Linked DNA regions of Homo sapiens: all the other regions are linked to region 1. The links are chromatin contacts, found by Hi-C or POLR2A ChIA-PET in ENCODE. All regions are on one chromosome and are shown on one strand. The core of a region is the stretch at or near the end of the contact, and the rest is flanking DNA. Distances in the headings are between cores, read along the strand shown. Region 1 holds the start of DIABLO (diablo IAP-binding mitochondrial protein). Region 2 holds the start of PITPNM2 (phosphatidylinositol transfer protein membrane associated 2). Region 3 holds the start of ANAPC5 (anaphase promoting complex subunit 5). Region 4 holds the start of RNF34 (ring finger protein 34). Region 5 overlaps KDM2B (lysine demethylase 2B). Region 6 holds the start of TMEM120B (transmembrane protein 120B).

Evidence for each region. Hi-C counts contacts between places; a loop is a spot of excess contacts on that map. ChIA-PET counts read pairs that join two places held with the same protein, here RNA polymerase II (POLR2A). Pooled maps may share reads with other maps.
Region 2: a loop to region 1 is called in a pooled map, with 4 times the contacts of the local background. The contact joins the promoter of PITPNM2 here to the promoter of DIABLO in region 1. A Hi-C loop is called at or near these places in 1 of 50 pooled maps. POLR2A ChIA-PET finds 5 or more read pairs at or near these places in 2 of 52 experiments (GM10248 and HEK293).
Region 3: a pooled map shows a loop between it and region 1 (24-fold over the local background). The contact joins the promoter of ANAPC5 here to the promoter of DIABLO in region 1. A Hi-C loop is called at or near these places in 1 of 37 single-sample maps with no recorded cell type and 7 of 50 pooled maps. POLR2A ChIA-PET finds 5 or more read pairs at or near these places in 2 of 52 experiments (activated CD4-positive, alpha-beta T cell and activated T-cell).
Region 4: a map of CD8-positive, alpha-beta T cell shows a loop between it and region 1 (5-fold over the local background). The contact joins the promoter of RNF34 here to the promoter of DIABLO in region 1. A Hi-C loop is called at or near these places in 3 of 168 maps with a recorded cell type or tissue (CD4-positive, alpha-beta memory T cell, CD8-positive, alpha-beta T cell and naive thymus-derived CD4-positive, alpha-beta T cell) and 11 of 50 pooled maps. POLR2A ChIA-PET finds 5 or more read pairs at or near these places in 5 of 52 experiments (B cell, CD4-positive, alpha-beta T cell, GM12878 and 2 more).
Region 5: a loop to region 1 is called in a pooled map, with 4 times the contacts of the local background. The contact joins the enhancer-like site here to the promoter of DIABLO in region 1. A Hi-C loop is called at or near these places in 1 of 37 single-sample maps with no recorded cell type and 5 of 50 pooled maps. POLR2A ChIA-PET finds 5 or more read pairs at or near these places in 1 of 52 experiments (B cell).
Region 6: a loop to region 1 is called in a map of naive thymus-derived CD4-positive, alpha-beta T cell, with 5 times the contacts of the local background. The contact joins the promoter of TMEM120B here to the promoter of DIABLO in region 1. A Hi-C loop is called at or near these places in 1 of 168 maps with a recorded cell type or tissue (naive thymus-derived CD4-positive, alpha-beta T cell), 1 of 37 single-sample maps with no recorded cell type and 9 of 50 pooled maps. POLR2A ChIA-PET finds 5 or more read pairs at or near these places in 3 of 52 experiments (CD4-positive, alpha-beta T cell, MCF 10A and OCI-LY7).

The regions. Positions count from the first base shown.
Region 1 is chr12:122,224,300-122,227,565 of GRCh38, forward strand. DIABLO (diablo IAP-binding mitochondrial protein) reads right to left here and starts at 1,753. Exons shown (of 6, transcript NM_001371333.1): 1 at 1,666-1,753; 2 at 213-345. The coding sequence starts at 1,715. It overlaps LOC128125816, which reads right to left and starts at 2,265. Exons shown (of 1, transcript NM_001414998.1): 1 at 2,131-2,265. The coding sequence starts at 2,265. The coding sequence ends at 2,131. LOC101593348 (a long non-coding RNA gene) reads left to right here and starts at 2,143. Exons shown (of 1, transcript NR_103497.1): 1 at 2,143-3,266. RefSeq lists enhancers at 155-1,060, 1,470-1,519, 1,530-1,769, 1,823-2,117, 2,067-2,898 and 1 more and a silencer at 2,060-2,199.
Region 2 is chr12:123,149,603-123,152,868 of GRCh38, forward strand. PITPNM2 (phosphatidylinositol transfer protein membrane associated 2) reads right to left here and starts at 1,488. Exons shown (of 26, transcript NM_020845.3): 1 at 1,151-1,488. It also overlaps a transcript of MPHOSPH9 not described here. RefSeq lists silencers at 1,042-1,131, 1,232-1,371, 1,392-1,651, 1,672-1,871.
Region 3 is chr12:121,350,759-121,354,024 of GRCh38, forward strand. It overlaps ANAPC5 (anaphase promoting complex subunit 5), which reads right to left and starts at 1,653. Exons shown (of 17, transcript NM_016237.5): 1 at 1,376-1,653. The coding sequence starts at 1,582. RefSeq lists enhancers at 728-1,403, 1,396-1,655, 2,080-2,755, 2,756-3,266.
Region 4 is chr12:121,398,324-121,401,589 of GRCh38, forward strand. It overlaps RNF34 (ring finger protein 34), which reads left to right and starts at 1,795. Exons shown (of 6, transcript NM_025126.4): 1 at 1,795-1,895. The coding sequence starts at 1,890. RefSeq lists enhancers at 1,338-1,417, 1,903-2,434, 2,435-2,966.
Region 5 is chr12:121,529,194-121,532,459 of GRCh38, forward strand. All of the region lies in intron 8 of KDM2B (lysine demethylase 2B), which reads right to left. Among named protein-coding and RNA genes, the nearest start is that of KDM2B-DT, 50 kb to the right of the region's middle. RefSeq lists an enhancer at 305-806. Within about 2 kb of position 1,543, at least 23 of the 41 ENCODE cell types and tissues checked have a DNase peak (open chromatin) inside an H3K27ac peak, as active enhancers do; they include B cell, where a contact is called at or near this core.
Region 6 is chr12:121,710,948-121,714,213 of GRCh38, forward strand. It overlaps TMEM120B (transmembrane protein 120B), which reads left to right and starts at 1,805. Exons shown (of 12, transcript NM_001080825.2): 1 at 1,805-2,017. The coding sequence starts at 1,949. RefSeq lists silencers at 1,647-1,906, 1,917-1,966, 2,147-2,276.

The sequences.
Region 1 (3,266 bases), core at 503-3,002:
TTTATACAATTTGATGTGCTGTTCCTACCAAATGAGATAATCAAAATGAGAATATTAATATATCTGCTCAACTGTGAAAAGATGCCGGTACTGTGGGGGAAGGGATGGGAGCACTGGGAAAAACTATGGTAGCTTGTCTAATGCTTCACCGCCCACTTGAGACTTCAAGAGGACACGGTACACTAGATAAGAATCACTGCACACGACAGTACCTGTGCAATAGGAACCGCACACAGGGTTACTCCAAAGCCAATCGTCACAGTTTTGTGCCATGGTCTTATCAATTCTGAGAAACACCGCTTCTTAAAGTTAGCCACAACAGGAACACACAAACACTGTCTGTACCTGGAAGTAGAAGTCAGATTTCATAAGGCACGACCGCCAATCTGTAACAGGCTCTTGGATTTACTTGCAGGGGCTGTAAACTCAAACTCGAGCCAAGCAGGAACCTAAATGAGGATGCAGGACAGCTGAGGGGTTTTGAAATTTTCAACATACACCAAGTTTAAAATGTTGCCTCAGGCAGGGTGTTGGTGGCTCACGCCTGTAATCCTAGCACTTGGAAGGCCAAGGGCAAGGCGGGAGGATCACTTGAGCCCAGGAGTTCACGACCAGCCTGGGCAACATGGCTGGCAACATGACCCCGTGTCTATTAAAAAAAAATAAGTAAATAAAGGCCGAGGCGGGTGGATCACTTGAGGTCAGGAATTCGAAATCTGCCTGACCAACATGGTGAAACCCCATCTCTACTTAAAACACAAAAATTAGCCCGGAGTGGTGGCACGCTCCTGTAATCCCAGCTACTCGGGAGGCTGAGGCAGGAGAATCGCTTGAACCTGGGAGGCAGAGGTTGCAGTGAGCCGAGAGCGCCCCACTGCACTTCAGCCTGGGCAACAGAGCGAGACTGAGTCTCAAACAAAACAAAAAGAAAAAAAAAAATTAGCCGGGCGTGGTGGCGGGCGCCTGCAATCCCAGCTACTCGGGAGGCTGAGGCTGAGAATCGCTTGAAGCCGGGAGGCACAGGTTGCAGTGAGCTGAGATCTCGCCACTGCACTCCAGCCTGGGCGACAGAGGCAGATCTTGTCTCAAAAAAATTAAAATAAAATAAAATGTTGCCTTTAAACTTTTTAGAAACGGATGCCACAATAACCGCTCCTGCAGGCAGAATTTAGCTCTGGACCCCTGGCCTGGGTGCCAGTTGTGTGTGACGGTCCCGCTACAATCGCCCAGGAGCCTGCAGCGCTAGGTAGAGAGCCCTGCGCCAGCTCCCCCGGCCCCTTCTGCCCTCGGGAGGACGTCTTCAGACGCTCGTCTCCCTTCCCGGACTCCCCCCATGCCGTGTCCCTCCTCCTCTCCACGTCTCCTCAGGGACTTCGAGTGGCTGACGAGGGCTGGTCAGGAGGCGGAGCAGCCCCAAGAAGGCAGCCCGGGGTCTCGGGGACTCGTTTCTAGAAGATGGACGAACTGAAAAGGAAGCCGGGCTTGACCCAGGGGGCGGAGGCGGGGCTGTCCTCAGTCCTCCCGACCGGAGCGAGACGCCGCGACCCAGCTGGGCGGACGAGAGATGAGCGCGTAAGGAAGGCGGGCGCCGTGGGCCGGGCCACAGCGCTGTCCGCGTCGGTCCCTCCCTCTGGTCCTGTCCCCTCTACGCGGCCGCAGCGGTACCTGAAGAATGAAGTTACGCTGCGCGACAGCCAACTCTTCAGAGCCGCCATTGTGCAGCGCGCGGACGCCAGACGCACACGCCGGAAGTGACGCAGCTTCGTGAGCGCGGAGCGGGGCACGGCCTCCACCTGAGAGCGCCTCGCCCCATAGCCACGCCCCCACCCAAGGAAGCAGTCGGGATTGGGCAGGCAGGGGGAAAGGGGGCGAGGCTTAGGGCAAAGGCTGTAACGGCCGCGCAAGGCAACCAACCGCCGGAACTTCCGCGCGGGGCGGGGCATATGCAGGGCCTGAGGGCGCGGAGGTGGGTCCGGCGCGGAGCTGAGTCGGGCGCCGTGACGCTGGCGGGTGGGCGGGGACTCAGTTCGGGCCAGGGCTTGAAGGGAATTTCCTGGTGAGTTAGGGAGGCGGGGCCGGGCGGGAGGCGGGGCCGGGCGGGAGGCGGGGCCGGGCGCGGCGACGGCGCTGTCACTTCAGCACCAGGAAGTAAGTGGTCCAGCCGGCCAGCAGCAGCGCCCCGATGAGCACCGTGTAGCTGAGGAGCACGAAGGCGAGCAGCTCCCGCAGCAGCTGCAGCACGTGGACGGTGGACGAGGCCGGCATCGCGCTGCGCGGGAGCCCCAGGACGGTCGGCGGCCTGCCGGGCTGGCGCCGTCCCAGAGGGGCGGACGGGAACACACGAGGTCCTGGCCCTCGAAACAGCAAACGAAGGCCAGGAAGCCCACAGTGCCGACCTCCCCAACAGCCTCCTGGACGCTCGCTTCTCGGTTACACTGGAGAATCCTTCTCAACCCAAACTGCCCTCGTTCTTCGGCTCTGATCCGGGCTGAGGAGGCAGAAGCCCGGCTCTTCCCCGCGCCCCGCAGCTGCATGAGTTTTCCTCCCTGGCCCGCTCCTCCCACCACCTCCTGCATTTTTAATGCTGTGAGTGCCGCTAATGCGCTGGTGGAGTAAACCTTTCTTTTCCCGTCACTCAAGCTGCAGCCCCAGCTGCGGCCCTGGCTGGAAGGGGAAGGGGAGAGAGACCCATTTGGGCAGGAGGAAGGCACAGGCCCAAACCTGCTCTTCTGTGAGTCCCCTGGCCCCAAGGCTTGCCAGCAGCAGAGCTGGAGGATCTTTGCTTTGTGGTCCAGCATGCTTGCCTTCTGGCCAGCTGGGACTGCAGGGTGCCAGGTGGTGGGTGGGCATCAATCCGATCCTGGGCTCACCCCCGCCACCGTGCTCTGTGCATCTGCCCCAGCCCTGCTAACTTCCACCAGAGACGACATCAGACAGTAAGAACCCCACACCAGCTCATCAGACAGTAGGAACCCTACAACACCTCCAATGCTGCTTTGCCCAGCCACTCCCCACAGTGTCAGGCACTGGCTTCCTTCTCTCCCCACCTCACTTACTTGGCAAAGTTTCCACGAATCTTCCACCCTGAAGCTCCGCGGTTCTGTCTGCTCTGGTGCCCAAAGGTAGCTTGTGTGTATTCTGCGATCTCGGCAGAACTGAGATTTTCAAGCAGCGGCACTCAACAACTAGGTGTGGTCTAGAGACCAATTACAACCTCCGCGTGGTCCCCGAGCTCTCAGGGAGCTGCGCACAGGCGTTCCTAGCCC
Region 2 (3,266 bases), core at 238-2,737, 930 kb after region 1:
GGAGCTCACCGTCCAGCAGGGGAGATAAGGCAGATGGAAAAGTAACTATAAAATAAGGCAGACGGTGATAAGAGTTACACAGGAGATACAGATAGCAGGCAGTGGGAGTTCAGAGCAGAGAGGAGTCTGGGGGATGGATGTTAGGGGAGATTCAGATGAAGGGGAGCACTTACTGCCTTCCCTCCAGAAGTGGGGGGTCTATCCTAGCAGCTCTGGTCACTCCCAGGTGGAGGCCGGGGAGAGAGCTGGTTGTGGACAAAGACAGATGTTCCAGTGAGGTCTCCTTTGAAGAATCCCGACTCTGGGTGGGGGAGGCAGGTAGGCCGGGGTGTTTGGAGAGGCACCCAGCCCACACTTCAGTGGGAGGGAGAGGAGTGCAGGATGTCTCTGCAGGAGCAAGTCGGTGGAAAGGGGACAAGCCTGGAGGACTTGCCTTGAAATGACATTTGCACCGCGCGCACTATGTTCACCTGGAGTGGCCGTTTGGGATTTCTTGCGGGGAGGCAGTGCACACTGGGGCGGGGGACACTGAACTTTCCCTCTCCCCAAGGCCCCCCGATCAGCCCTGCCACGGATAAGAAAGGATTCGGGGTGGGAAGAAGACAGAGCCGGCACCCCATTACCACACGAAGGGGGCACTGAGGATGGAGACGGGCCACACCCCAACCCTGGGCCCCCGACAAGCAGAGGCCACGGCCCGGGCCTGGGGACGTTCAGCTGGAGGCGGGAAGCAGAGAAGGCGGGCCGGGGGCTCACCTCCGCTTCCTCCCGATAGCCCCTTCCTCGCCCTGGCACCGGCACTGCCCACGCCTGCCCCCCGACCGCTATGACACTTGTCCCTGGCGGGGGTCCCCCACGCGGTCGCGACCGACGGAAATTCGGAAATCAGCGTTTCGGGCACGGATCCAGGGCCGGCGACTCACTGAGGCCAGGCTCGGGCGGTCTCCCGAGCGGGGCTCCCGTACGCCACACCCTCCTCCCTGCCCGGGTCTCCGCTCCCTCCTCCAGCCCCCGGCGGGCTGGAGGCTCGGCGGGCGGGCGGGCCGGGGCCTCTCTGGGAGCCGCCGCCCAGATCCCCAGGTCCCCGGCCAGCGCCCGGCACTGCGGGACTCACCGCGGGCCTGCGGAGCGGCCGCCCGGACGCACTCACCCCGCTCGGCGCGGCCGCGGGCTCTGTCCTCTTCGGGGCCCCGGCTGGGCCGCCGCCACCTCACGCCGCCTCACGGGGAGCGCCCGCCCCGCGGCCCCGGCCCGGCCGGCTGCGCCCCGCGCGCCCCCGCCGCCTGCTGGCCCCGGGCGAGCGGCAGAGCCCCGGCGGGCATTGCTCCCGAGCGTCGCAGGCGGGCGGCGGCGGCGCACGTGCTGGCGGGCGGCTCTCGCTGAGGCGGCCGCGAGCTGAGAAGGAAGCGCCGGGCGGGCGGCCGGGGCCGGCTGGACAGCTCTACGCCGCGGCGCCGCGGTGCCCCGCGCACCCCAGCGGCCGCTGCTGCCCGCGCGCGCCGGGCCGGGCTCGCATTCCCTCAGTGGCGGCGGCGCCTCCTCAGGCCGCGCGGGGGAGCGGCGGCGGCGGCGGCGGGGGCGCGTCCCTGCGGAGTCTCGGCCCGGCCCCGCCGCCTCCGCCGGAAGAAACCTCTCCGACTCGGGCAGCCCGCCTGGTTCCTCAGACCTGCCGCGGCGACCCCGCTCCTCCCCGGCTCGCCCGTGTCCTCAGGGCCCGGGACTGGACTCGGGGGCGGCGGCGCGGATCCCCGCCCCGGGCTCCTCGCCCACCGTCCGCAGCAGCCGAGCGCACTCGGGGGCGGGAACCGGCCGACTTGCGGCCACTGTGACTCTTAAAACAGCCTCATTTTAAAAAATGAAGTTTCTTAGGAGCGAAATGGTAAACCAGGGAGGGCAGAGCGCAGCGGGCAGCTCACCGAAGCCCAGCCCCGGGCGCGGTGCTCGCCACACGGTGGGTCCGCGCTCTCCCCTCAGGACGCCCGGGCCGCGGCCCAGGGAACGGCAGAGCCGGGAGCGCAGCCGTCCCGGTCCCCACCTCAGGGAGTAGCTGGAAGAGGATCACGAACAGTTTAATCCGGATGATCTGGCACGACAGGGCTCTCCAATGGGAAGAGCCCCCGGTGGGGGAGCGCCTGGTGACATTCCTTAAAAACATGAGGTGTTTGTTAGGTTGAGCCAGGGTGGACTTGTTTGGCAAAATCTGAAGTCATGGAACTAAAGAGAGCACACCTAAAACTTAGTGATGTGTGACCCATCCCTACTTGTCACCTTATAAGGCTGAGGAGACGGCGGTGCTCCCCTGGAGGAGAGAGGACAAGCTAAAATTAAGGCGGCCTAGATGACTCCAGATGAAGCCGGGGAGGCCGAGCCCCTGACAGCTGCTCACCTCCTGGGGTCACGGCAGAACCCAACTGAACGGGCCAGGAAGGCCATCGTTCCCGACTCGCCTCCAGGTGCCCCTGACCATGACCACGCAGAGGAGGACCAAGGCGTACCACCATCACCTAGAACGCTTCAGCTCCTTCCCTCCACCAAGAGGTGCCCTAGGATCCATCCAGAAAGATCTGCGGAGCCCACAGAGTCCCAACGGGAACTGTGCTCCTGGATGGACGCCCCTTAACCCATAACTCAAGGACTTCTCTATGCCTGGGACTTAAAATCACCAACAACCCGCTCCTGCAGCCAGCTAGCAGAAATAAACACACAAAGGCCACACGCCAGTTCACAGCCACAAGTATTTATTGAGTGCCTGTAGTGCAAGAAAGAGAGATGGTCCCTGCTCCCGCGGAGCTTACAGCTTCACGACTCCAGCATCTGGCTAGATTCAGAAACAACTGCAGCAAGCACTTGTCTACCCACCAGCAGCACTGTAAAAAGCACATTTCTCACATTATCGGTCACTGTTACAGTGAAATTGTTAGATGTAAAAATTATCCTTGAAATCTGTAGTCATAGAGATGACATGGTACATAATGTCCAGCAAATGCACATTTATGGCTTGATTCCTCACATATCTGAGGGGTCTATGGAAATAAAGTACAAATCAGGCAGAAAAGACTTAGTAACACAGTTCCTAAGAATACTGGGGTAGTAGTTTATTATCAAACTACCATAGAGCTCTTGGCAGGGCAGGAAATTATTTCCAGCAAAATTTGTGCAATATAGTGGATTTAATCAAACCTGCAACTGTCAACCATACATGGTCCCTCATGACAGGTAAATATAATCTACCTGTCTGAATGGTAAAAGGCTACAGGTGTGCATTT
Region 3 (3,266 bases), core at 403-2,902, 870 kb before region 1:
CAGGCATTCTAGGAGGCTTTGGGGATGTACCAGTAAACAAAAACAGGACTAAGTACTGAGCTGGTGGAGGTTACCGTCTAATGGGAGAGAAGGCCATCACTCACGTAACCATGAATATAAATGGAAAAACCACAACTGATATAGGGGAAGGTATATGCCATATGTGAACACACTAAAATGAAAATTCTAGTAATATTGAGCATTTACTACATGCTAGTAACAGTTTCTACTATTGTTCCCATTTTACAGAGAGAAAACTGAGACCCAAATGAATTAAGGAACTTAATTATCTGAGCTAAACCTGTGTCTGCAAAATGAAATAACACATGACGGCCGGGCGCAGTGGCTCACTCCTGTAATCCCAATACTCTGGGAGACCAGACGGGAGGATTGCTTGAGTCCAGGAGTTCCCGGCCAGCCTGGGTAACATGGCAAAATCCCGTCTCTACAAAAAATGCAAAAAAATTAGCTGGGCGTAGTGACCCGCGCCTGTACTCCCAGCTACTTGGGAGGCTGAGGTGGGAGGATCACCTGAGCCTGAGAGGTCGAGGCTGCAGTGAGCCGCGATCACACTACTGCACTCCAGCCTGGGCGACAAAGCGAGACCCTGTCTCAAAAAAATAATAATAATTTAAAACAAATTTTAAGTAAAGTGCTTAGCACACAGTTAAGTATTCAATCAGTGCTCGTCCTTGGCTTTATGCCTTTTTTTTTTTTGAAACGGAGTCTTGCACTGTCGCCCAAGCTGGAGTGCAGTGGCGCGATCTCGGCTCACTGCAACCTCCGCTTCCCAGGTTCTAGCGATTCTCCTGCCTCAGCCTCCCGAGTAGCTGAAATTACAGGTGCCCGCCACCACGTCCAGCTAATTTTTTGTGTTTTTAGTAGAGACGGGGTTTCACTACGTTGGTCAGGCTGGTCTCGAACTCCTGACCTCGTGATCCACCCGCCTTACCCTCCCAAAGTGCGGAGATTATAGGCGTGAGCCACTGCGCCCGGCCCGGTTTTATGGCATTTTTACTGTTTATTACGGTCCTCTAGGATAGGGAGCCTGTATGACTTATCCCTGTGTCTCCAACGCTCTATTGTATAGCCCCATTTTAAAGAAGATACAGGATCTGAGACTCTAACTCTCAGCTAATAAATACTGGAGCCAGACATGAACTTGCAAAAAAAAAAAATGCATGTAAAGCGCCTGGCCCACCGTAAACGCTCAGTACGTGTTAGCTACCGGTAGTAGCTATCTTTATTTCTTCACGTTCCTCCAGGCAGGGAGAGTATCTGATGGACACGAGTGTCCCCAAGCCCAGGGTTCCGCACAGAGCAGATGCTCAGTAAAAGTTTGCTGCACGAGCAGGAGCCAGCGGGCGCCTCTCACCTGCAGCAGGGGCAGGAGCAGCTGGTTGAGCCTCCGCCGCTCCATGAGGCTGACGGCGCCCTCGCCTGTGCGGCTCATCTCGTTCAGCAGCACCAGCACCGCGATCTTGTACGGCGTCACCCAGTCCTTGATGCCGAACACATTGGCGTGCACAACCCCATTGGTCATCATGGGATTGAAGTAGAGGCTCTCGTGGACGCTGGCCATGGCGGCCCGAGACTAAGTCTCGGGCCCGCGGCGCGCTGCCGCCAGTTGTCACCACAAGGCACAACACTACCGGGTCTACATCTCCGCCCGCCCTCACAATATCCCAGGAAACAGACATCCGCGTGCTCGCGGCATTTGTTAACCAATCAGAGCAGTCTGTCAGAGCACATGGGAGAGCGACAGCCAGTCAGAATGTACAAGAGTGCGGGGAGGGGTGCACCAAAAGACTGACTCCCTACAGAAACTTTTGCCGAGTGGGAGCAGGTTCCCAGGCTACGTGGACAGGGACCGGATGGGAGGGGAAGTCGATGCTTGGGGTCGGGGCTGAAGGGACTGAGGAGCTCCCAAAGTGGTTTTTTTGTTGTTGGTTGTTGTTGTTGGTGGTGGTGGTGGTGGTTGTCGTTGTTGTTGTTTGAGACGATATCTCGCTATGTTACCAAGACTGGAGGGCAGTGGTTATTCGTAGACGCCCTCAAAGAGCACTGCACCCTCCCAAATCCTGGGCTCGAGCGATCCTCCCGCCTTCCCGAGAAGCTGGGACTACAGGCAGCGCGCCTGGCTTGTTCATGTAATTTGAAAATAGTTCAAATAGAATGTTTAAATGATTGTGTTTAAAAGTACCGAAATTAAATTTGCACCCTTAAAGTATGTATTTATTATGTTACTTTTAAACTCAAATGTTTAGGAGTTTAACTCTGTCTTTTTAAAGATAGGAACATGAGATTTTTCTTCAGCGTTTCACAAATGCCATTTGCAGACAGCCAGATCAGGTTGCCAGTGGTCGTGTATCCTTACGTGAAATAGAACATTAGCAACATCACCTCCATGTGCTGAGTCAGTTTCCTACCTAATAAACTACAAAATCTATACTCTGCATTTCAAAGCCCTCCAAAAGCAATCCCCAGCCAACATTTTGAACCTGATTTTTCACAATTCCCCTTCCGTTCATCTGTACCTCTCCCAAGACACTTAGTTCTCTATACCCTGAATTATTATTAATGATCTGGTATCCCTATTAGTCTTTATGTCCCTTGAAAGAAAAACCACATACCATTCAACTTTGGCTATCCACATGCACACACTGTGCCTTGTGCCTTTTGTTTTGTTTTGTTTTGTTTTGAGACGGAGTCTCCTCTGTCGCCCAGGCTGGAGTGCAGTGGCGCGATCTCTGCTCACTGCAAGCTCTACCTCCCTGGTTCACGCCATTCTCCTGCTTCAGCCTACCGAGTAGCTGGGACTACAGGCATCGGCCACCACGCCCGGCTAATTTTTTGTATTTTTAGTAGAGACGGGGTGTCACCGTGTTAGCCAGGATGGTCTCAATCTCCTGACCTCGTGATCCTCCCGCCTCGGCCTCCCAAAGTGCTGGGATTACAGGCGTGAGCCACCGCGCCCGGCCTGCCTTGTGCCCATTTTTATGTTTGTTTAAATTATACTTTCTCTCTCTCTCATTCTGCTACCGAGGCTGGACTGCAGTGGCACGCTCACGGCTCACTGCAACCTCAGCCTCCAGTTAAAGTAGGTAATTAGACATGAGCAGGGCAGGAGACCCCCTCGCCCTCAGGAATGCCAGGCTCAAGCAATCCTCCCACCTCAGCCTCACGAGTAGTTGAGACTACAGGCTTGTGCCACCATGCATGGCTAATTTTTTTTTTTTTTTTTTCCCGATACGGAGTCTTGCTCT
Region 4 (3,266 bases), core at 545-3,044, 830 kb before region 1:
ATCGCGCCATTGCACTCCAGCCTGGGCGACAGAGCGAGACTCCGTCTCAAAAAAAAAAAAATTTTTTTTTTTAAGAATTGTCAGGCATTTTCATAGCAGCTGCATCATTTTACATTCCCACCATTCATGTATGAAGATTCCAAATTCTCCACATCCTCACCATCTATTTTCTTTCTTTTTAATGTTACCCATCCTTGCAGGCGCACAGCGGTATCCATGGATTTGATGTGCATTTCCTTGATAGTTAATGATGTTGAGCATCTTTCATGTGCTTATTAACTCTGGAGGTAGACCTGCCAGGCCTTTTCTAATGAGGGACAACCATGGCTTTGTACCCCAAGAACATTTTTATTGAGTTGCTTTGTGTCTAGATCATTAGGAGAATTAATTAATACTTTCTCTTCCAATGAAGCTCAGCTGCGTCCTACATCGTGAATGAAAGGCTTTCTGTACATTTTTCCAAAAAAAACCTAGGACTATTATGGATAAGAAGTGACATTATCTGAGCAGCACTTGAAGCAAGAGAAATACATACTCTGATGCATTATTTCAGTCTAAGGAAGTGGCCTGCCACGCACTCTCTCTCTCTCCGTGTGTTTTAATCTAATATAGCACAACTTGTCGAAGCAAATCTATAATGTATATAAATAACAGAACAGTCTTAGGTCCTCATGAAGAGCGAACTGACTTTTTTATGTTTAAAATCTTAAATACTGGTTAAGTTAGAGGTGAGATTAAAAAGTGTAGGAAAATCGGCTGGGCCCGGTGGCTAATCTCAGCACTTTGGAAGGCCGAGGTGGGCGGCTCACCTGAGGCCAGGAGTTCTAGACCAGCCTGGCCAACACAGTGAAAACCAGTCTCTACTAAAAATAGAAAAAATTAGCCGGGTGTGGGGCGGGCGCACGAAGTCCCAGCTACTAGGGAGGCTGAGGCAGGAGAATCCTTTGAACCCGGGAGACGGAGGTTGCAGTGAGCCGAGATCACACTATTGCACTCCAGCCTGGGCAAGAGCAAGACCTTGTCAAAAATAAAAAAAAGGTGTAGGAAAATAAACTGTCATCCAGTACAGCTGAAGAAATCGATACCTTAATTTACAACCTCAGTTTCTCTGTCCAAAGGCAATTCCAAGACTCGAGCAAATTCTTTTATTATGCTACGATTTTGGTTATTTTGAATACAGCTTTTCAAAGAGCCCTTGGGATTTGAGAGCCCTTGGTTTTCTAAGTGTTTTCAATAAGTCTTGTTTTTAAAGGCCGCGTCCTAGCGAGTGCAGCTGCCGCTCCTTACCGGACCCACGAGTGAGGAGCCCCGAGGTCATCACCGAGCATGAACGCGGGAACGTCTGGGAAGGAAATCTGAGGCCCTGCTCTGACGGTCATAACAAAGGCCTTCGAGCCAACCGGCGTGTTCAAATTCACCACGGCCCTTCCCGCGCTCCCCTCCCCGGAAACTTGACCACCTAGCCCAGAAAGCCGCAGCAGCTTCCTCAGGGACGCTATCTCCCATTTCAAACACCCAACCGAGAAAGCAGCGCCGCAGCGCGCCTTCCGCCACGCCCAGGTCCGCAGGTCTTCGCTCGGGGCGGAAAAGAATCCTCCCCGCGCACTCCCAGCCAGGAGGAACGCCAGAGGCCCCGCCCAATCCCTGTCGCTTCATTGGCTCTGGTGACCGGCCTCCCGAAAGTCGGCTTCCTATTGGTCGTCGTGGCCGCCGCTCTGCGCTTTTACCGGGGCACGCGGCGAGCGTGACCACGCCCCTTACGTCCGGACGCTCGGTCGCCTCCCGGGGCGCGGTAATCACCGCCCAGAGGGAAGGAGGTCGGCAGTGTGAGGAGCTGCTATGGTGCTGAGTTTCCTGGTAGAGCCGGCCGAGCTGAGGCGGTCGCGGCCATGAAGGTGAGGGGCCGGTGGAGCCGGACAGACCCTCCTCGCCAATCCTATCCTGCCAGGGCACCTGAAGCGCCTCCTTTCTTTCCGCCTTAGCGGTTACCTAGTCGTCATCTCGGAGAGCTGCGCTGAGGGGGGTCGCTTGCCCGGCTTCAGGTGCCCCAACCGAGCCAGGGCAGGCTGCCGGACCCTCTCGAGCTCCTCCAGTGCCACCCCCGTCAGCGACCCGAGCGGTGGGGAGAAGCCGGGCGTCCCTAGCGTTCGCGCCGGGTGGGCCCCTCTCTGCGCCGGGCCCTGTGCGCCTCCTCGGGGGCCTGAGGCAGAGCCGCCAGGGCTCGCCTGAGCCTCGGTCCCTTGGCGCGCGGCGTGCCCTTTCCCGCCCCGAGTCCTTGAACTAACCCAAGTGTTGGGGACATCGTGGGACCGAGGAGAACAGGAGGGGTGCAGGGGGTGGTGAGGCTAGGGCCAGGCTAACGGGTTAAAGAACTCTCAGGGTGGGGATGCCACCCGGAAGGGGTGCTTCGTAGGCTGCACGTCGGGGCCGCGAACTAGAGAAGGCTGGATGTGCCTCCATCGCCACTAGGTAAACGCAGCAAGGAATTTGGCAGCTTGAGTTCTCCAAGGTGGGAGTGAGAGCGTGGGAGCATTACTGATGAGAAGTTGAAGAAAAGGGGAAAGGGGAGCGGGGTTTCCGGCCTACTTCTGAGAGATGATTCTCAACCCGATCACTGAGAGTTCTGAAGAGCTTTGTGAACAGCAGTCAGTTCAGGGTATTGATTCATTTGCCGAACTCAAACCAAGTGGGATGAGTCATAAGGTGATGATAACTTTCAGACCTAGATGGTTTCGTTAATCTCAGTGCAGAGGTGTGCTGGGGGTGGGTAATCTAGCAGGTGAGCTGCTAGATTAACGCTGTCTCCATAAAGCGTCAAAGATTTACTATAGAAGATTGAAAAAGAGTGTCAGCTGGTCACAGAAATTCAGCACATGTTTTGTTGAACGTTTTCTGTGCGTTAGCCAAGAGGGAGACATGGTGAAGAGAAGTAATTCAAAATACAGTCTCATCCCTTAGGAAGGCAGTTTACCATTCAAAAGAAGAGTTATTTGTAAGTAACCATATTACAAGGCAGAAGGCTATAGGTATCAAAAAAAAAAAAAAAAAAAAGGCAGGGACAAAACACAGGAGCCAGAAAGGATACTTCTGGCTACAGAAAGCAAGGAATATTTTTGGAATAGGTAACTTTGGAACTGTGCCTTGAAGTATGAGGATATTGTAAAAGCTTATTTTTAACTTTCCAGTTTAGTTATAAAATATTATTACAGCTTGAAATATCTATTAAAGTATCTAGAAGTAGCTTTATTTCCTGAAAACCACCCTCT
Region 5 (3,266 bases), core at 293-2,792, 700 kb before region 1:
TGATACACCACGTAAACAGAATTAAAAATTAAAAAATCACACGATCATCTGAATAGACACAGAAAAAGCATTTGACAAAATCCAGCATCCCTTTATGATGAAAGTCTTCCTAAACCATCAGCATCCTATGAGCTTTCAGAGAACTGAAGACTCCATGAACCACGGACTGGGAGGCGTGAGGTCAGTGTGGCAGGAGGAGAGGTGCCTAAGGTCACACTGTGGCAATGAAAACTCAGGTCAGAGGTGGGAAATGCCAGAATTCAATTCTCTGCTTCAATACAGAAAAACTCCCATCCAGGGAGCTGCAAACCCTTTCTGGGTTTCCCAAGACTCTCTCCTCAAAGCCACAAATCAAGTACCACGAATCTCAGATGTGTGTCTGTACGTGGCTCAGAGGGTGTGAATGCTGGAGAGAATCCCCAGGCCTGGGGAGGACCTAAAATACTCATCTAGGGGCTGGGCGCGGTGGCTCATGTCTGTAATCCCAGCATTTTGGGAGGCCGAGGCGGGTGGATCACTTGACCCTAGGAGTTCGAGACCTGCCTGGACAACATGGCAAAACCCCGTTGCTACTAAAAATACAAAAATTAGCCGGGCATGGTGGCGTGTACCTGTAATCTCAGCTACTAGGGAGGCTGAGGCAGGAGAATCGCTTGAACCCGGGAGGCGGAGGTTGCAGTGAGCCAAGATTGCACCACCATGCTCCAGCCTGGCGACAGAGCAAGACTCTGTCTCAAAAAAAAAAAAAAAGAAGAGCAGGCGCAGTGGCTCACGCCTGTAATCCCAGCACTTTGGGAGGCCAAGGTGGGCAGATCATGAGGTCAGGAGATCAAGACCATCCTGGCTAACACAGTGAAAACGTGTCTCTACTAAAAACACAAAAAATTAGCCAGGCATGGTGGCGGGTGCCTGTGGTCCCAGCTATTCGGGAAGCTGAGGCAGGAGAATGGTGTGAACCCGGGAGGCGGAGCTTGCAGTGAGCCGAGATTGCGCCACTGCACTCCAGCCTGGGCAACAGAGCAAGACTCCCTCTCAAAAAAAAAAAAAAAAAAAAAATACTAATCTAGGTCAGTGGACCCCAGTCTCTGGTCCTTTAGTTTTCACTGGTTGGAAACAGAATGAGAAAAACTATCAAAGTTAAAGTACTATCCTTTATTCTGACATTTTATACTTGTAACTTTTTTAGTGTCAGAATAGACCATGGGGTTTGTTGATCTTAACACCCATCTTTAGCAAAATTATAAGTTGGCAACTCTGTATCTGTTCCTAAGTTTTTTTTCACTGGTCCATGAAATCAATGGCTGGGAACCGCTGAACTATGCTGCACCCTCCCTCCCACCCTACCCCACCCCTGTATCTCAGAGGGTGGCAAATTCCAACTGTCCCTTTTCTACTTCCCAAAACTCCAGGGGAAAAAATCCTGGTATCTCAATGCATGACCCTTCAGGCCAGAAGTCTTTGCCAGGACCTAACTGGACTCCTGCTTGCAGCAACTCAAATGCACATTTCCTCTTCCTGCCTTCAATAGACAGCCACGCCCACACCCCTGCTGCCAGGGCTTCTCAAGACCTCCCCCAGCTTGCTTAAGTCACCAACATCAACACCCACACCATCCCACACAGGGGAAAAGTGATGAGCCACCTCCCAGCTCTGCATAAGGCCTGGACAGAGAGACTTAAGGCCTGTTAGGCTCAGAGGATGGGGTTGGGAGGGAACTTGAGGGTCCCAGAGTTCAGCTCCACCCCACCACCATTGTAGAGAGAGCTGAGGTGCAGAGAGAGGAAGAGACCAGCTAACGTCACAGAGTCAGCAGCAAGGCCAAGAGCCTTCCAGTCATCCTTTGAATCCAGGGCCAATCCAGCAACACCTGCAGAGTGGATTGAGCACAGCTTAGAAGGAGGATGCCACCTCCTTCCCGAGTCTCCACTACTCCACATCTGCCAGGGTGTCCCCTATAAACGCTGACCACCAAGTGCAGTTCCCTTCCATCCCAAGCAGGGGTCGGTCCCTTCCCTGAGCCAAGCAGGTCTGAGGACAGACCTGGGGCCATGGTAACAAAGTCATCCCCGCACTAAACCCTGCTACTTCCAAATGCCAAATCTCCCTAATAGGGAAGTCTCCAGTTTCTGCCCAACTTTCTAGAAGCACCCAGGTGTTGGAGGCCCCATCCCCATAGCAGGAACTGCTACTACAACCACCACTAGTGCTTGATGTCCAGACCTAAGACCAGTTTCTAGCCCAACTCTCAGAAACATCTTGGTGGCCTCAAAGGATACTCCTATCCTCTGGTCCAAGCTTCCACCCAGTTGTAGATTGTCTGCAAGCACCTTGAGTCATCCATATCTACTTTCTACTTGTATGCCTCCAGTGACAGGGAGCTCACTACCTAACAGAGCAAGTTATTTCAACACCACTCGGCTATACTCCTTTCAGGAGACAATCCTTCACCTGGCTGACTGCAGTTACCATATGCCTTCACTTCCTCATGTAAAGCAACCCAATTCCTCCTTCAAACACATCTCACCTGATGTGGTTTCCAGACACACCCACACCCCACTTCAGGTTGATTTAACCTCCAAAGTACAATGACCAAGAGGAACAAAACCTCCTTCCTACAGGCTAGGTGCGGTGGCTCACATGTGTAATCCTAGCACTTTGGGAGGCCAAGGAGGGAGAATCCCTTGAGGCCAGGAGTTGGAGACCAGCCGGGACAACATGGCAAAACCCCACCTCTACTAAAAATACAAAAATTAGCTGGGCATGTTGGCGCACGTCTGTAATCCCAGCTACTTGGGAGGCTGAGACTTGGGAGGCTGAGACTTGGGAGGCTGACATGAGAACTGCTTGAACCTGGGAGGTGAAGGTTGCAGTGAGCCAAGATCACGCCACTGCACCCTAGCCTGGGTGACAGAGCAAGACTGTCTCAAAAAAAAAAGAAAAAAAGCACAACTCCTATGTGTGGCCTGACCCCCTCCCTCTACACAGCAGGACTATCACCTCTCTCATCCTAGGTAGAATGCTTCCATTAATGCAACCTAAGAGATAATTCCCTGACCCCTAGGTCATCAGCCACATCTACTAGTGACTGAGCCAGGAACCAGCCAAAAGCCCTTAGTCCATCTCCAGTGAACTGGAGGCAAGGAGATCTGAACTCACTCAGCCCTCATGACCACCCTGGGGAAATCTTAATCCTATTTTACAGATGGGAATAGAGGCACGAAGAAGTGAAGTCACAGCCTCTAAGTGGTCGATCCAGAATTCCACCT
Region 6 (3,266 bases), core at 555-3,054, 510 kb before region 1:
AGGAGGGAAGGATTCTGCCCAGAGCTTCAGAGGGAGCACTGCTTTGCTGACACCTTCCTCTCAGATTTCTAGATGCCAGAACTGTGAGACAATACATTTCTTTCTTTTCTTTTTTTCTTTCCTTCCTTCCCTCCCTTCCTTCCTCTCTCTCTCTTTTTTTTGAGACTCAGTTTCACTCTTGTTGCCTAGGTTGGAGTGCAATGGCACGATCTCAGCTCACCACAACCTCCACCTCCCTGGTTCAAGTGATTCTCCTGCATCAGCCTCCTGAGTAACTGGATTACAGGCATGTGCCACCACACCTGGCTAATTTTTTTGTGTGTTTTTAGTAGAGATGGGGTTTCTCCATGTTGGTCAGGCTGGTCTTGAACTCCCAACCTCAGGTGATCCTCCTGCCTCAGCCTCCCAAAGTGCTGGGATTACAAGCGTGAGCGACCGCGCCCGGCCTCCTTCTTTCTTTATGAGACTGGGTCTCGCTCTGTTACCCAGGCTGGGGTGCAGTGGTGCAATCATAGCTTACTGCAGCCTTGACCTCCCAGGCCCAAGGAATTCTTGGACCTCAGCCTCCGGAGTAGCTGGGACCACAGGCGCGTGCCACCACACCCAGCTAATCTGTAAATTTTTTGTAGAAACAAGGTCTCCTTATGTTGCCCCCGTTGGTGAGAATACATTTCTATTGTTTAAACTACCCAGGTTGTGGTTATGGCAGCTTTAGCAACGAACACAGGGGGCCGGGCACGGTGGCTCATGCCTGTAATCCTAGCACTTTGGGAGGCCAAGTCGGGCGGATTACTTAAGGTCAGGAGTTCGAGAGCAGCCTGGCCAACACTGCAAAACCCCGCCTCTACTAAAAATACAAAAATTAGCTGGATGTGGTATAACCTGGCTACTCCAGAGGCTGAGGTATGAGACGCACTTGATTCCGGGAGGCGGAAGTTGCAGTGAGCTGAGATCACACCACTGCACTCCAGCCTAGGCGACAGAAAAAAAAAAAAACACCCATAAAAATAGAAGAAAAAAGAAAGATAAAAAAGTAAAGTAACACAGGTGTCATTTGAAACTGAGGCCTGAATGATGAAAAAAAGGCACATCGTATGAAGATTTAGAGGGAAGAAAGTTCCATGCAAGGTCAGGAAGAGAAAAAGCAATGGCTGGAGGGTACGAGTCCAGGGCGGTGAGATAGAAGGGACTGGAAAGCTAGGCAGGGGCAGTTCTTGCAGGACTTGGCAGAGGAGGGGACAGAACTGGATTTAATCAGCTTGGAGGCGGTTGTCCCTTGAGCGACAGAAACAGCTGTTAAGAACGTCACCCAGAGCGTTAGAGGGCAGGAATCTAGGATGTATTAGCTGCAGCACATAATAATGACAACGTGAAATGACCGTGCCCTCTCTGCGCTGCGCCGCCCGGCCCCCGACCTTTTTGGATGGTCGATGTCAGCGCCAGCCTTCCGGGGCGCTGGCCTGGGCTCAAGTCAGGCAATGACCAGGGGCCGGTGAGCTTTCATTTCACCTCCCCCAAATCTCCTTTCCCCAAACTCTAGACACCCCCAAAACACACAATCTAAGTCAAATAATCTCTGCAAATGCAACCTGCAGACAAGTCCCCCAACTCTTCCTGGAAGAGACAGATTCTGGAGGCGCAGAGGCACTGCCAAGGGGGCCGCAACAGACCCCGAAAGACCTTGCGAGCCTGCCATGTCCCGGTCCGGAACGCCGCACGCGGGGCGGGGCGGGGCACATGCGCACGCGCGGCCCCGCCTCCCAGGCGTGGGGCGGGGCGGGCGCCGGGGCGGGGCCGTGACGTCAGTTGCGCGCGTGGCTCTGGCTGCGCAGGAACAGCTGGTGCCTCCGAGGGCGGTCGGCGAGCGCGCGGGCGTGGGGCGCTGGGGGGCCGGTCGGGCAGCGCTGCGGGAGCAGCCGCCGGCACCGCCGCCTTGCACCATCGCATCATGTCCGGGCAGCTGGAGCGTTGCGAGCGCGAATGGCACGAGCTGGAGGGAGAATTTCAAGAACTGCAGGTAGGGCCAGGCCACCTGGTCCCGCAACTCTGCTGCCCGCGGTGCAGCGCCTTGCCCTTCCTGAGCCCCCCGGCCCGGGCGGTGGGGACAGTCAGGGCCTAGGGAGTGCCCCGGAGAGGCCCTGGGGGCGGACGGGAGGCATGGACCAGCCCCCTCCCATCACCCGGCGCTTCAGCTCTTCGTCCACGTGGGGCGCCGGGTCGCAGCCCCCTCTTCCGCCGCCCTCCCACTGGCTCTCTGCTCCACGCACCCCCTTCGCTGCAGAAAGTTGGTCTGTGGCCTCTGAGGCAAGTTCCAGGCGTGTTCATCTGTGGGGGTGGTTCAAAGAGAACAGCCCAGCCCCCACCTCTGCAGGGTCTCCCCAGATCTCACCCCGCCCCCTCCCATCTGCTTTTGGTAGCTCAGCTCCCACCCCGTGCTCTGGCGGGGCAGCACTATCCTGCAGCTCTGTTTTGGGAGGTGTACTTAAGAGCTGTTCACCTTGAACCTCTAGGTTGTGCTTGGGGATTAGGGACCCCTATTTCCTGTCTTTGGGGGCTCTGACGCTGCTGCAGGCTGATTTTGGCGTGGAGAGCATCTGTCAGTTCGGACAGCTGAGTAGCCTCACCCAGTGATAGGGGAAACTCCCAGCTCTATCCTTCTGGCCCGGAGCCTTACACGGGGTGGAGTGAGGGCGGGTGTAAGGCGGGGGTCCCCTGAGAGAATGGCATTGCTGCTGGGTGTGGGGAGCGGTCCTGGCAGCAGTTGTTCCTGCTAAGAGGTTCAGAGAGGCCCCAGCTACCTACCGTGTTGACTAGAGACGCCTCAGGAAACCTTGGGGTTGACCAAGAGGGACTCGGTGACTATTTTTGAAGACAGGGCTGTTCCCTCTCCAGTCACGGGATTGTTTTTCGGGGGGTTGGCTTTGCCTGAAATTACATTGCACACTATCACCCCAGTCCTCTCATTTGGAGCAGTGACATTGTCCCTGTCCATGTACCTCTTGTCTGCAGTTCAGTTGGCCTCCTACAGTGTGCAGAGGGGAGAGGAGGTTGCCAAGGGTGTCTCTGATGGGTCTTTCTAGACACGTGGTTGTAGATTCTGATCAATAGACAGAGGGTTGCTGGAGAGCCGGGGCAGGAATGGGGGTGCCCTTTCAGGCATGAATAGAGGGGAAGGGACCTAGACACATCTCGACCTGTCCAGCATGTGTAGGTTGATGCCTTCTCTTCTAGGGCCTGGGTCCCATCCGGTTCTCAGGGGACTGTTT